Regions from separate parts of the Homo sapiens genome. Here region 2 is linked to region 1. The links are chromatin contacts, found by Hi-C or POLR2A ChIA-PET in ENCODE. All regions are on one chromosome and are shown on one strand. Each heading gives the region's core, a stretch centred on a gene start or an enhancer-like site at or near the end of the contact. The rest is flanking DNA. Distances are from core to core; before and after follow the strand shown.

Evidence for each region. Hi-C counts contacts between places; a loop is a spot of excess contacts on that map. ChIA-PET counts read pairs that join two places held with the same protein, here RNA polymerase II (POLR2A). Pooled maps may share reads with other maps.
Region 2: a map with no recorded cell type shows a loop between it and region 1 (5-fold over the local background). The contact joins two enhancer-like sites. A Hi-C loop is called at or near these places in 3 of 37 single-sample maps with no recorded cell type and 2 of 50 pooled maps. POLR2A ChIA-PET finds 5 or more read pairs at or near these places in 3 of 52 experiments (MCF 10A, Panc1 and activated CD4-positive, alpha-beta T cell).

The regions. Positions count from the first base shown.
Region 1 is chr10:125,144,915-125,151,457 of GRCh38, reverse strand. The region is part of intron 1 of CTBP2 (C-terminal binding protein 2); the gene reads left to right. Among named protein-coding and RNA genes, the nearest start is that of CTBP2, 12 kb to the left of the region's middle. RefSeq lists an enhancer at 1,864-2,158 and a silencer at 6,197-6,306. Within about 2 kb of position 3,167, at least 19 of the 41 ENCODE cell types and tissues checked have a DNase peak (open chromatin) inside an H3K27ac peak, as active enhancers do.
Region 2 is chr10:125,196,894-125,203,804 of GRCh38, reverse strand. No RefSeq gene overlaps it. Among named protein-coding and RNA genes, the nearest start is that of CTBP2, 40 kb to the right of the region's middle. RefSeq lists an enhancer at 1,980-2,099. Within about 2 kb of position 2,709, at least 2 of the 41 ENCODE cell types and tissues checked have a DNase peak (open chromatin) inside an H3K27ac peak, as active enhancers do.

The DNA of each region.
Region 1 (6,543 bases), core at 1,918-4,417:
TTCCTTGTAGTACAAATAGCGCAGTGGCAGTTGCTGTGGGAAACAGCGAGGGCCACTGAGACCTTCAGCAGAACTCCACGTCGAGGACGAGTGACATTTGCGCGCCTCTGCTGCGTTCTCTGCTGTTCACCCCGGCGGCTCCCAACACCTGAAGCCTGGCGAGGCATGTGACTAGAGGTTGTCCGAGCGCAGAGTGGTAGGACGGTGCGATCTGGCCCGTTTCGTCTTGCCCTCGTCTTCTCCATGGAGGAATTTCTGTGTTCGCCTCTATGTTTTGCAGACTTAATTTGGTGCTCCAGAAACTTATGCAGCCATTCAAGTGCGCTCTACCTGTTATTCAAGTAACTAGAGAGCAACCATTTCTTGAGCACTTACTTAGTGTCTGGCACTAGCTCGCTGGGCCATTGTGTGTTGTTGCGTTGCCCTGACTCTTCATTGGTAAAACAGTGACTAACTATCACCTGTGCCTCTGCGAGGACAGCGCTGTGCTTGGCCAGGGCTGGAGAGCCGATCTCAAGGCAGGTGTCTGGCCTTTTCCTGGACATAGTGAGTCTGTGATCCAGAGTCTGACCCACGTATTCAACGGGGCCTGCCTCAGGCTTCCAAACAGGAGCCAGGCTGTTGTGAATATTCACTCCAAAAGTGCAGTGAATGTAAAACATCCTAGAGCAGGAAGTGAGGCAGGCCCCGTTGAATACGTGGGTCAGACTCTGGATCACAGACTCACTATGTCCGGGAAAAGGCCAGACACCTGCCTTGAGATCGGCTCTCCAGCCCTGGCCAAGCACAGCGCTGTCCTCGCAGAGGCACAGGTGATAGTTAGTCACTGTTTTACCAATGAAGAGTCAGGGCCAGGGAGCTTAGGTAATTAAGTCTGGCTAGTTACTACCAACTTCGCCTGGCTCTGGCTTCTCTGTGGCTGACCGAGGCTTCTTGTGGCCTTTGACTGGGACACGGGAATGTCTGGGGATGGCTTTGCCACACTAACCAAGACTAGACTCCTTCTTTCCTCCCAAGCTGTTTCTCCCTTGCCCTCATCTGTGTGTCTCTGATGCAGCACCACCCCACACTCCAAGAATGCATGGGCACACTCTCCTGGGGTTATGTGTGTAGCTTTCACAGTGCTTAGGGTTTCATGTGGTAAAATTGGATTTAGTGGCCAGGTATCATTTCATCAATAGGTAAGACCATGTTTGTGGTCTGGGATAGTGTGATCTCAGTTGCCCTCCACCCCCCATCTCCCTCGAGGGAGGGCTTGGGTCCATGGGATGCACCCCTCCCCAACTCTGGTTGCCTCTGGCATTCAACTGGAGCCATGTGCACACCTGAAATAGGATCTGGTTTGTGGGTTCCACGTTGGGGAGTTGGGGGTCAAGAGACAGGGAAGATGCTTAGGATTTCTCCTAACTGTGATAGTCTGTTTGCACCACTCCTGTGAAAACCAGGGAGAAACTAGGTTTTGCCGGGTGAACTTCCTTTGGGTCGCTCCCCTGCATCCGTGTGGTGTGGGCCTTAGAAAGGAATTTGAATTAATACTCCTGAACAAAGGGAACAGCCTTCTTTTCAAAGAGGCTATCAGAGAACTGACAGGGAATGGCACAGAGTTGGGTGTGTCTTCAAATCCAGAGACCAGCCCCGCTCCACCGGAAGAGTACCCGGAGCAGGTGATGCGGGAGCTCCCAGGTTGACCTTGGCTTTCCATAGAGGGTAAGGTCCCCACAAGGTGAAGGTTTTCCTGAAAAACAGGCTTTTCTTTATAAGATTACCTTCCTATTCTACAACCCTTCTCTTCTTTTTGTGAACACGTGTGTACACTTGTGAGCACATGTGTATTCTGGAAATCCTTGGTTTCCGCTGGGGCTCTGGTGGGGCCGGGGGTGGTGTGGATGTTGGGTGCCCCCCGCCTCCATCTTGGCCTTTGGATTCTGCTCTGTCTTGTGGATGACTCAAGGAAGTGCTGGGAGGAGTCTCTTGACAAATCAGTCATGTGAGTCCCGGTGTCCTGGCTCACCTCCAGCTTGGGTATGAATAGAGTCAGCCCATTTTAAGTGCCCCCTGCAGTTTTTAAACAGGTCTCCTTCCACTTCACTCCACCTGGAAGAGGGTGGTGGGGCCAGGATCATCCCTGGGCCAGCCCTCTCCTTTCTGTGGTGCCTCACTGGGACACTGAGAAGGGGGAAGCTGCTTTCTCAGAGGCTGTTGCTTGGAAAGTGGCATCTAAGCATGAGAATGACTGCGGCGTGCAGGTTCCCATGAATGGTCATTTCCTGTGAGCCGGGCCTTGTGAGTGGTCTTCCAGAGCCCATGTCGTGTCTATGGTGTGTCCCCTGTCCTGTTCCAGGTTTCAGGGATCCTTTGCGCTGGGCAGAAGATCCACTGAGCTGGCATCCAGGTTCCTCCAGCAGAACACGGCGCAGTGGTGGACCTGCCGCAGCTCTGAGGCCAGCGAGCCAGTTTTCCCCAGCACCCTGTTTCCCAGCCCTAGCATCTTCAGAGTGTCCATTCTCCTCGCTCCTCCACGGCGCATGCTTTTCACTCAGGGTTGAGGATTCTTTTTCCTCCACTTGCACACATCCTTCTCATTTCTCAGCTAAGCCTGGGATTAAGAATGAGGCTTCAAGTGACAAAAGCCAGGAGATTTCACAATTAAAGTTGGAATTGTGTCTGCAGTGATGTCTTCCTCAGCATTTAAGGAAGGCCTTGAATAGTGGGTAATATTTTTCTATCCTAAATTGGCCACATGGCTCCAAATAGTGGGCAAAGGAAGACACTCCTGTGGTAAATTCGAGAATGTCTTAGTTGAGGCTCTCATGTCCGTAGAGGATGAAGGGAGGGGGGTTATGACTCAACCCAGTTGTGCTTTTGGGTCCCTGGTTGTGTCCCAGTCAGGCCCGAGAGCTTAGAAGCAAATCCCGTATGTTACTTGGCCCCTCAGAGCAGTCTTTTAAAATATTTCTCAGCAAGGAAGCTTAAAAAGGAGTTTACTTTCCTAATTCTCTTTTGTTTTCTAGAGCAGCGGGCAAGGTGGGAGGGAGAGCCTGGGTTCGCTGTGGTTAGTGGGAAGGGGGCTGCAGCAGCACATGGACCACCTTTTTGGTCACGCCTGTAGCTGGGAGTTTTGCAACCTGGTGGTTACTTGGCATGTCAGGGTCCTGGCTCAGATCCAAAGTTTTGCTCTAGGGGCCCCGGCAGCGCACTTTGAAAGCACTGAGCTAACTGCTGTGCTCACTTTGGTGGCTGGTGACCAGAGAGGTCCCACTGGAAGGTCGTGAATGTCTTTCTTCCTTTCAAACACTGAGGCTCGGCCCAAGGAGAGATGGTCCTGCCCTCCTAGAGCTTAGTAGAGGCAAAACAAGGAAGTGTGGCAAAGAAGGGATGGAAAGAAATGCTGGACTTCTCTCCCACACTGGGAGGCCTTTGCAAAGGGCTTCGGTTTCTGAATCTGTAAAATGAGGGTAAGGAGAGGGTGTGTTGTAAGGATTCAATGAAGTAGTGTTTCTAAAGCCTTTAGAACTGGCCTGACGTACCGTATGTGTTTGTTAGAATTTTTTTTTTTCCCGAGATGGGGGTTTCACCGTGTCGCCGAGGCTTGGAGTGCAGTGGCGCAATCACGGCTGACTGCGGCCTCGACCTCCCGGGTTCAAGCAATTTTCCCATCTCAGCCTCCCAAGTAGGTGGGACTACAGGTACAGGGCACCACACCTGGCTAGTTTCTGTATTTTTTGTAGAGATGGGGTTTGCCATGTTGCCCGGACTGCTCATGAACTCCTGAGCTCAAGTAATCCTCCCTCCTTGGCCTCCCAAAAGTGTTAGGATTACAGGTGTGAGCTGCCAAGCCTGTCATGGTGCTATGTTAAAAATACCTGGAAGATGTCGTGCCCTGTGGTAGGGAAGGGGAGTGGCTGGTGGGGCTGGCTTAGTTTGGGAGCAGCCGTCTTCTTTCTCATTGATTCCTGGGGCCCAAAGCAATGAACTGAAAACTGTTCACGAGGTTAATTTTAGTCTGTGGGATGTTACTACGTATTAGGTCACTCCAAGAAACGCTCAGTAAAATATTTACTTTCTATTTAAGACCTACTTTCTCTTCCTGGAGAAGGAAGAAAAAAACTGCCTTGCCTGATGGGCAGCCAGGGTGGGGGCCCAGTGCTGCCCCAGCCACCCTGCCCAGGTGAAGCCTGTTGAGAAGGGTCGCTCAGGTTTGAATTCTCCTCTACTGAGGCCTCAGTACATAAACCACAGTGAACGTGGGCATGACAGGCCACATTCCGAGGAGCATATTTGTTGAGGAAAAGGAACTGTGTCTGCCCTTCCCTCTGTGCACACGTCATCATCATAGCTCCCTTCACCCTCCCAGGTCCCTGAGGAATGGGTGCGTTTGCCGGTCAGTGACCAGGGCTGTCGACTTGCTTGGTGGCATCCTGTTTGGTTTCTTGTGGGTGCTCAGTCAGCAGCAGCTGTGGTAACTGGACCAGGTGCAGCTGGGTGGCAGATCTGCTGTGATGTTTGAGCATGTTCCTGACCCCAGGCCCTGGCAATGGGGTGGTAATTAATCATGTCCTCCTAGGATATTCATTCACAGATACTGACTGAGCACCCACTAGGGGCCAGGCACAGTACGCATGTGCGTACAGCATCACCAAATGTCTTCTGATTGAAATGTTCAAATATCTTTTCTCCACCCAGCCAGTGTTAACTGCTCTGTGCTTCCTGTGGGGCTCCAGGTGTGAATAGTAGGTCATGTGCGTGAAATGGCAAGGTGGGGTAAGGAAGGTGCCTGTCCGGCAGTTAGTTTGTCACCTTCAGAGTGGGCTGGTCATTTCATGGACCAGCAGTTTCTTTGGATTCAACTCATGCTATTAAAAAATCTCACTTGGAGGCCAGGTGGGGTGGCTCATGCCTATAACCCCAGCACTTTGGGAGGCTGAGGCAGGTGGATCACCTAAGATCAGGAGTTTGAGACCAGCCTGGCCAACATGGCAAAAACCCTGTCTCTACTAAAAATACAAAAAATTAGCCATGCGTGGTGGCGCGCACCTGTAATCCTAGCTATTTGGGAGTCTGAGGCAGGAGAATTGCTTGAACTCTGGAGACAGAGGTTGCAGTAAGCCAAGATCGTGCCATTGCACTCCAGCCTGGGCAACAGAGCAAGACGCTGTCTCCAAAAAAAAAAAAAAATCTCACTTAGGGCCGGGCATGGTGGCTCACACCTATAATCCTAGCACTTTGAGAGGCCGAGGCAGGCCAGTCACCTGAGGTCAGGAGTTCAAGACCAGCCTGGCCAACATGGCAAAACCCTGTCTCTTCTAATTAGTTTTGGAGAAATTGATTTTGTAGATTATATTTTAGTCTCTTCTAGAAATACAAAAATTAGCCAGGTATGGTGGTTGGCACCTGTAATTCCAGCTAATCGGGAGGCTGAGGCAGGAGAATCACTTGAACCTGGGAGGCAGAGGTTGCAGTGAGTCGAGATCATCCCATTGCACTCCAGCGTGGGCAACAAAAGCAAAACTCTGTCTCAAATTAAAAAAAAAAAAAAATCTCACTTGGAAAAGCAAAATGGTCCTTGAAAATGCCCTTGGGAAACCACCCATGCTGGAATGCAAGGGCATCTCAGCTGGCCAGGGACCAGGGGTCTGGGGCCAGAATGTCATATTCTTCAATTGCAAATCCTGGAGAGTGTGCACAATGAATAAGATGTGGGAAGTGCTCCCACGCTAGCTGTTTGTTACCATTATTATTATTAGGGACGGTGGTGCTGGTGGTGGTGGTGGTGATAGTAGTAGGATTCATGGCAATCCCAGTAGTTATGGTGGCGTGAATGTCATTGAGAAAGACAAATCCTCCCGTCAACTGTGCCTTCTTCTTCCTAGCAGGGAGTGGCTGTTTGTGCCCTGTTTTATCAGGAGGGAGCAGATAAGTGCTAGCAACCTTCTCTGGCCCCCTGCCGTGCCCTGCCCTACCCTGCCCCAAGGGACAGCAGATACCTTTAATACTACGAAGCTTGGGTGGGCTTGGTGGTTTTCACGAGTGACTCAGTCAGTCCCCAGAGAGGCCCTGGTACCTGGGGTTGGGGGTGCTCAAAAGGTTGGCTTCTGGAGCAGGGGCGTCCCCAAGGCACCCCTGGCCAGGAGTCTCCTGAGGGCCCCACCCTTCGTCCCGATGGAGAAGCCCTAACATCTGTATTTTTAGCCACCTCCTCCAGGGGGTGCCTGATGCAGCCAGCCCGAAACTGCCAACAGCAGCACACAGACTGGCTTTCTTCAAAAACAAACCACTCCCCCAACACACACCCACACACTCGAGTCTAGTTATTGAACATTTGGCATGAAAAATGGTTGAAAGAAGATTTTATATAACTCAAATAACCCACTAAATTATTTGAAACTTGGAATATGGATTTCTGCTGTACTCATCCTCATTCTTTGAAGAGGGATTCTCCACCCTCCAACATTACCAGGCATTTCTAGGAAGGCAGAGGAAATTTCCTGGGTGTCTGATAAAATTGGAGCTAGTTCCGTATTCAGATGCACTTGACATTTCACT
Region 2 (6,911 bases), core at 1,460-3,959, 53 kb before region 1:
TAAAATGTGTTATTTAACCAAATAAGAATCACAGTCCCCAGAAATAAAAATGCTAGAAACCAGCAATTGATTCCCTGGGAAGGTATTTCCAGGAGGTTGTTGGTCGGGATTCTGAAAGGGGTTCACCTGGAGAGGAAGAGGCTGACCTGGACACTCCCCCTGCATCCCCAAAGGGAGTTCTGGGAGGGCTCCCACAGGGGAAGGGCTCCTGGCACCAAAGCCAGAGCACGTGACTGGGTGTCTGGAGGGCCCGTTCTGAAATCTCACCTATAGCATAGCTGTATGTGCTCCTCCTTGATTTAGCTATTAAGCATTCCTCAACTTCTTTTATTTTTTTTTTATTTTTTTTTATTTTGAGACAGTCTCAGTCCATTGTCCAGGCTGGAATGCAGTGGCACGATCATAGTTCACTACACCCTCAATATCCCGGGCTCAAGGGAACCTGCTACCTCAGCCTCCTGAGTAGCTGGGACCACAGGCATGTGTCACCATGCCCGACTGATTTTTTTTTTTTTTTATGGAATTTCGCTCTTGTTGCCCAGGCTGGAGTGCAATGGCGCGATCTTGGCTCACTGCAACCACCGCCTCCCAGGTTCAAGCAATTCTCCTGCCTCAGCCTCCCAAGTAGCTAGGATTACAGGCATGTGCCACCACACCGGGCTAATTTTGTATTTTTATGGGGTTTCTCCATGTTGGTCAGGCTGGTCTTGAACTCCTGACCTCAGGTGATCCACACACCTTGGCCTCCCAAAGTGCTGGGATTACAGGCATGAGCCTCCGTGCCCAGCCTGATTCTTTTTTTATATTCAGCAGAGATAGGGTCTCACTATATTACCCCGGCTGGTCTCAAACTCCTGAGCTCAAGCAGTCCCCCGACCTTGGCCTCCCAAAGTGCTGTGATTATAAGTGTGAGCAACTACACCTGGCCTCAACTTCTTTTCTTTGTTTTGTTTGGTTTAGTTTGAGACAGGGTCTCACTCTGTCACCCAGACTGGAGCGCAGTGGTGCAATCACAGCTCACTGCAACCTCAAGCTCCTGGGCTCAAGCAATCTTCCTATCTCAGCCTCCTGAGTGGCTGGGACTACAGGCATATACCACCATGCCCTGCTATTTTTTTACTTTTTGTAGAGACAGGGTCTCACTATGTTGCCCAGGCTGGTCTCCTGCCTTGGCCTCCCAAAGTGCTGGGGTTATAGGTGTGAGCCAGCATGCCTGGCCCTCTTTTCTTCATTGATGATCACCAGAAGCCTGTGAGATGGGAAGTGGTCTTCCTGTTTCATAGCTAATGGGACCAAGGACCGGAGGGATTCCAAGACTGCCAACGAAAGTGCATGACCCCGCTGGGGCTCAGGCCAGGTTTTCTGAAGCTGACTCCTACAGACTGGGGACTCACTCCATACTCAGGCCTTTCCTAGGGGCCGTGATTGGGCTACCTGCACATTCTCTGGGATGAACCTCCCAGGCCTCGGGCTGAGCTTATGGCTAAGGCTGGGCCATCAGATATGTCATTCCCCTGATGCCAAGAGTGGTCCAAGCCATAGGCAGAGGCTCCAAATGTGTCCCCAGAAGTCTGCATCCTGGAATCAGGAGAAAGGCATTCAGAATTCTGTCCTGGGGCTAAGTGGGAGAAGCAAATCCAGAAATACCAGCAGCCACATTCTTGACCATGAAAGAGAATTTGGCCTGCGGTAGGAGGTGGCGACACCAGCATGCAGAGAAGCCAGCAGATGTGGGGTGAAGTGTGGGTGTGAGGAGGGGAACAAGAGACAACAACTGCCAAGCTGATGATGCCCCTGATCCCTGGGGCCAGCTCCATCCCTGCCTATGCCAGTAAGTCCCCCGGCCACCCAGGCTAGCTTGAGTAGGGTTTCTGTCACTGCAACCAAGTAACAGAACCGAAGTCTCAGTTTCCTCATTTATAAACTAACTTAGGGAGATGAGATCAGCTGGTTTTTGTTTTGTTTTGTTTTGTTTTTGAGAAAGAGTCTCGCTCTGTTGCCCAGGCTGGAGTGCAGTGGCACGATCTCGGCTCACTGCAAGCTCCGCCTCCTGGGTTCAAGCAATTCTCTGCCTCAGTCTCCCTCATAGCTGAGATTACAGGCACCCACCACCACGCCTGGCTAATTTTTTTTTTATTTTTATTTTTAGTAGAGACGGGGTTTCACCATCTTGGCCAGGCTGAGATCAGCTGTTTTCAAACTGCCTCCAGAGCACTGGGAAGACCCACAGGCTGGGGGATAGGATGGAGGGGGATACCTGGGGTTCCCAACCCCACGTTGGGCTTCTGAGCAAAGTGTTCTTGGATTCTGAGTCTAAACAAAGTGTAAAAACCACAGGCTCAGGTGACTCATTCAGCTGAACTCTCGGCTTTCACACATTGGCCCCAGGAAAAACCTGGGATTTAGCCCCGTGGGCACCTCTGTCCATGGTTCCATTGACGTGGAACCGTGTCAGTGGTTCATGGGGGCTGGTCATGGGGGCTGCCCAGGTCCTTCCTCTTTCTCTCACTCTGTGCATGAGTTACTCAGAGCAGCTTTTCTGTTGTAGAACAAGGAGCGTGTGGACCTGCTGCTGACTCATTCTGTTTCTCTGCTCTGTCAAAGTGAACTCCTTCACCTGCAGAGTGGACAAAGATTCAGGTTTCTGGCCTCTGTCACTGTCTGCAGGTGCAGTGGCCCAGGCTCAGGACTGGCAGTTGAAAGACATGGGTCTGACTCAGACCTGGTGCAGCACTGAGACCATTAACCTACAAGAACAAAATGCCCAAGCCCAGGAGGCTTTATGAATTCAGATTTTTTTTTTTTGAGACAGGGTTGCACTCTGTTGCCCCATCCGTAATGCAGTGGTGTGATCATAGCTCACCGCAACCTCAAACTCCTGGGCTCAAGTGATCCTCACACATCAGCCTCCCAAAGCGCTGGAATTATAGGTATGAGCCACCACATCCAGCCTTCAGATTTTTCCCATCCCCAGAAGGAGATATCCAGCAACGGGTGAGATATGGACTTGTCCATGTTTTAACAATATCATCACTAAAGCCACAGGGCCCTCTGTCTTTCTGCCATGCCATCCTTAGTGTGATGGGTAGGGTCAACTGCCCATTTGCTCTCAGCTCCATTCTCTGCTCTGCCTTGTTTCAGAGAACTGCAGTTCCCAGGATTCTAGGGAGTTCAGCCAATGGGAGGCACTGATGGAGGATTGAAGGGCAGATGGAGTGAGTCGGGCATGTCTCTGCCTCCCTCTGTGCTTCCTGCAGCATCTCTGGCAGTGATTGAACCTCTGCTGTACGTAGCTCAAGCTCCCATCAGACACCACCCTGATGCTCCCAGCTCCTTCCAAGAGGCTCTCGGCTGTAACTTCAGATCCCAGCTCCAGCTTCTGGGTGCTTACTCCTTCCTCCTCTGTCCCTCCAGCCCTAGGAGTGTTAACAGTATCTGTAATTGCTGACCTCTTGGGGCAGGGGAGGTGCTTTGGCATTCCCCTTTGGCTTATCAGTCTTCCATCATCTATGTAAGCAATCACTGCATTAATTTCCTCTGTTTTAAACACCTAGAGTGGTTCCTGTCTCCTGGCTACACACCAGCTAATTAGCAGTCAACTTCAAATTTTGCTCTCATGGCTGTAAGATAGCTGCTGCAGCTCCAGTCATCACATACTCGCCACAAACACATTGAAAGTCAAAAAGAAAGACAGTTTCTCCTTGCTGGCTTCTTTTTGCCAGGGAAGTAGACCCTTTCCAGAATTGGGCAGGATTGAGTCAGTGCCCATGCTGCAGCTGGAAGAGAGGACAGAAAGGTGAGCAGCCAGCATTTTTAGCCCGTATAATGTGAGATGAGCTCTTCAAGCAAGACAAAGGGAGTTGGGCAATGGCTGCTGAGTAGCATCCAATCATGTCTGCCACATGCACTTTGAGCATGACCTTGCTCAAGTCACCTCCTGTCTCAGGGCCTCAGCCTCCTCATCTGCAAAATGGGGGACTTTGGTGAGATCAGTGCTTCAAACTGTGCTCTTTAGAGCCCTAAGGTTCGTAGGAGGTCCCTGTGGGGCCACTGCAGGGCCACTGTAGGGGTCAGGGAGTGCGGTCTGAGCAGGTAGGATCCTATCCCAACTTAAACAAGAACAGTTTCATTTGATCTTTTTGGAAACAAAAGAATTCTGCTGGATTCACTGATTATTAATGCCCCTAGCAGCCCTCTCAAGGACCCAGATTTAACGTTATAGATCAATTTATAAAAATGAGGAAATAACCAGGATGATGTTCTTGCTAAGAATGATCCATTAGCTTTGGGGGTTACTCATAATAAACTTTGGAGATTGATTAAGCTTCTTGGCTCTTTGCCAGCTACTAACCAATCTGCATGATGCTGCAGACTCTAGACATGAAGCGAAGACATTCTCCCTGAAATATTCTTGACTCTCTCTCTGTTCTCTTCAATTATGAGAAGGCAAATACTTTACATATATACAATTATTTTAAACTCTTTATCTTGCACAGAGGAATTGATCCTTGCAGGTCTTTCTTGCTGGCCTTGACACTGATGAATCGCATTAGAGATGGTCTCAGAAAGGGAAGACATGGCCCCTAATGGATGGCTCTTCTCATCTTAATTTTTCCCCTGGAGGGTCTTCTCCATCTGGAATCTTCCTTACTTCCCTTTGTGGATTTAACTCTGTAAATGCCATGCCAGCATCAACACCCACTTTATTTCTGTTGTTTGAAGGCCTCTTTTACATCAAAGGTTCAAAGGCACAGACTGAGAACAGCAAAACCCTAAGAAGCCTCCAGGCACTCATCAAGGCTCAGCCCTGCGCTGAGAAGAGCTGACACCATCTCACAGGTACCTTCAAGGATTATCTCTTAAACACCTACCCTGTGACCCACATGGTCAGAAAGCAATCCTAGGCCCTCAAATTGTTTCGCCGTTTCACATTCTCTTACTTGGATCTGTGGGTCCTTGAAGCTGTTCGGTTAGCACCTTGAATTCTGTCTGGCACAAATCAGACAATGCAAGTGATGTCATCCCCATGTTACAGATGAAGAACTGGAGGCCCAAATAGCTGAATGGCTAACTGTCTCGCCCAAGGTCACACAGGTAATAACAAGGTCAGCAGTTGCACTCAGCTCTGATAATTCCGAGTTGAATGCCCTAGCATGGGGTTTGACTCGTAGGAGATGCTCGATAGATTCCACTCTCTTTCCTCCTCCTCTCTTCCTCTGGACTATCTCTGTGGATTCAGCGCAGATGAAACAGGTGGGTCCAGGTGTGCCCGGCCTTCTGGCGACCTCACAGGATCTGCTGGGGCCTATGTTACAAGGCAGTTTTTCTGCATCAATTACCATATAAAATAGGAATATGGTCTCATTATGAACTATTCAAATAATACAGGTTAAAATAATACAAATAATACAACTCAAGTCCCCTCAGAACCTCACTTCCAATTCCAGACTCCTTTCCAAAGTAACTCCTGGCATTTGTACAGTGTGGATCTTTCCAGATTTGTTTCTATGAACTTATCAGTAGAAGCATATAAAACTATCGGCTGGGCACAGTGGCTCACGCCTGTAATCCCAGCCCTTTAGGAGGTCAAGGCAGGAGGATCACTTGAGTCCAGGAGTTCAAGACCAGCCTGGGCAATGTAGGGAGACCCCATCTCTATAAAATATTTTAAAAATTAGCTCAATGTGGTGATGCACACCTGTAGTCCCAGCTACTCAGGAAACTGAGGCAAGAGAATCGCCTGAACCCGGGAGGTCAAGGCTGCAGTGAGCTGTGATTGTGCCACTGCACTCCAGCCTGGGCGACAGAGTGAGACACCATCTCAAAAAATAAACAAATAAATATAAATATAAATAACAAGCATATAAAAATATCATTTAAAGAAATATGTAGTTGAGTTTTTTTATCTGCTGGGCTTTTATTAATTTAAACAGTATCATACTCTATGTATCTTTTGCAACTTGCTTTGCAGAATGTTCCAAATCACTGTGTACATATTGGCCTCATTTGTCTTTTTTCTACAGTTTAGTGGCCCAATCCTCAGTATGGATGTGTTGTTAATTTGTTTAACCAGTCCCTTATTGATGAACATACGGGTTTCTCCAGAGTCTCACATTAAAAACAATGCTGCAATGGACATCCTTGTCTTGGCTTCTTAAGCATGCATGAGTATTTCTCTGGAGAAAAAAAAAAAATGAGTATTTCTGTAGAAAAAAAAAAAAAGAAACTGTGCCAGGAGTTCCAGACCAGCCTGGACAACAAAGCAAGACCCCATCTCTACAAAAGGAAAAAATTGTTTTAATTAGCTGGGCACGGTGGCACACACCTGTGGTTCCAGCTACCACTTAGGAGGCAAGCAGGAGGATCGCTTCAGCTCGCAAGTTTGAGGCTGCAGTGAACTGTGATTGTGCCACTGTACCCCACCCTGGGCAACAGGGTGAGACACTCATCTCTGAGAAAATAAAAAATAAAAATATCATAATCTAAGTTAAAAGAAGGAGACTGGGAGAAAACAATTGTAACATACATGACAGACAAGGTATTAATAAGCAGATTATACAAAGAAATGTTTCAATTTAATAATAAAAATTCAACGCAATAGAAAAATGGGCAAAGAATATATGAGGCAATTCATCGAAGAAATACACATGGCCAATAAGCATATAAAAAGTTGCCTCGGCCGGGCATAGTGGCTCATACCTATAATCCCAGCATTTTGGGAGGCTGAGGCAGGCGGATTGCCTGAGGTCAGGAGTTCGACACCAGTCTGGCCAATATGGTGAAACCCCGTCTCTACTAAAAATAGAAAAAAAATTAGCTCGGTGGGGTGGCGTGTGCCTGTAATCCCAGCTACTCAGGAGGCTGAGGGGAATTGCTTCAACCAGGGAGGTGGAGGTTGCAATGAGCCAAGT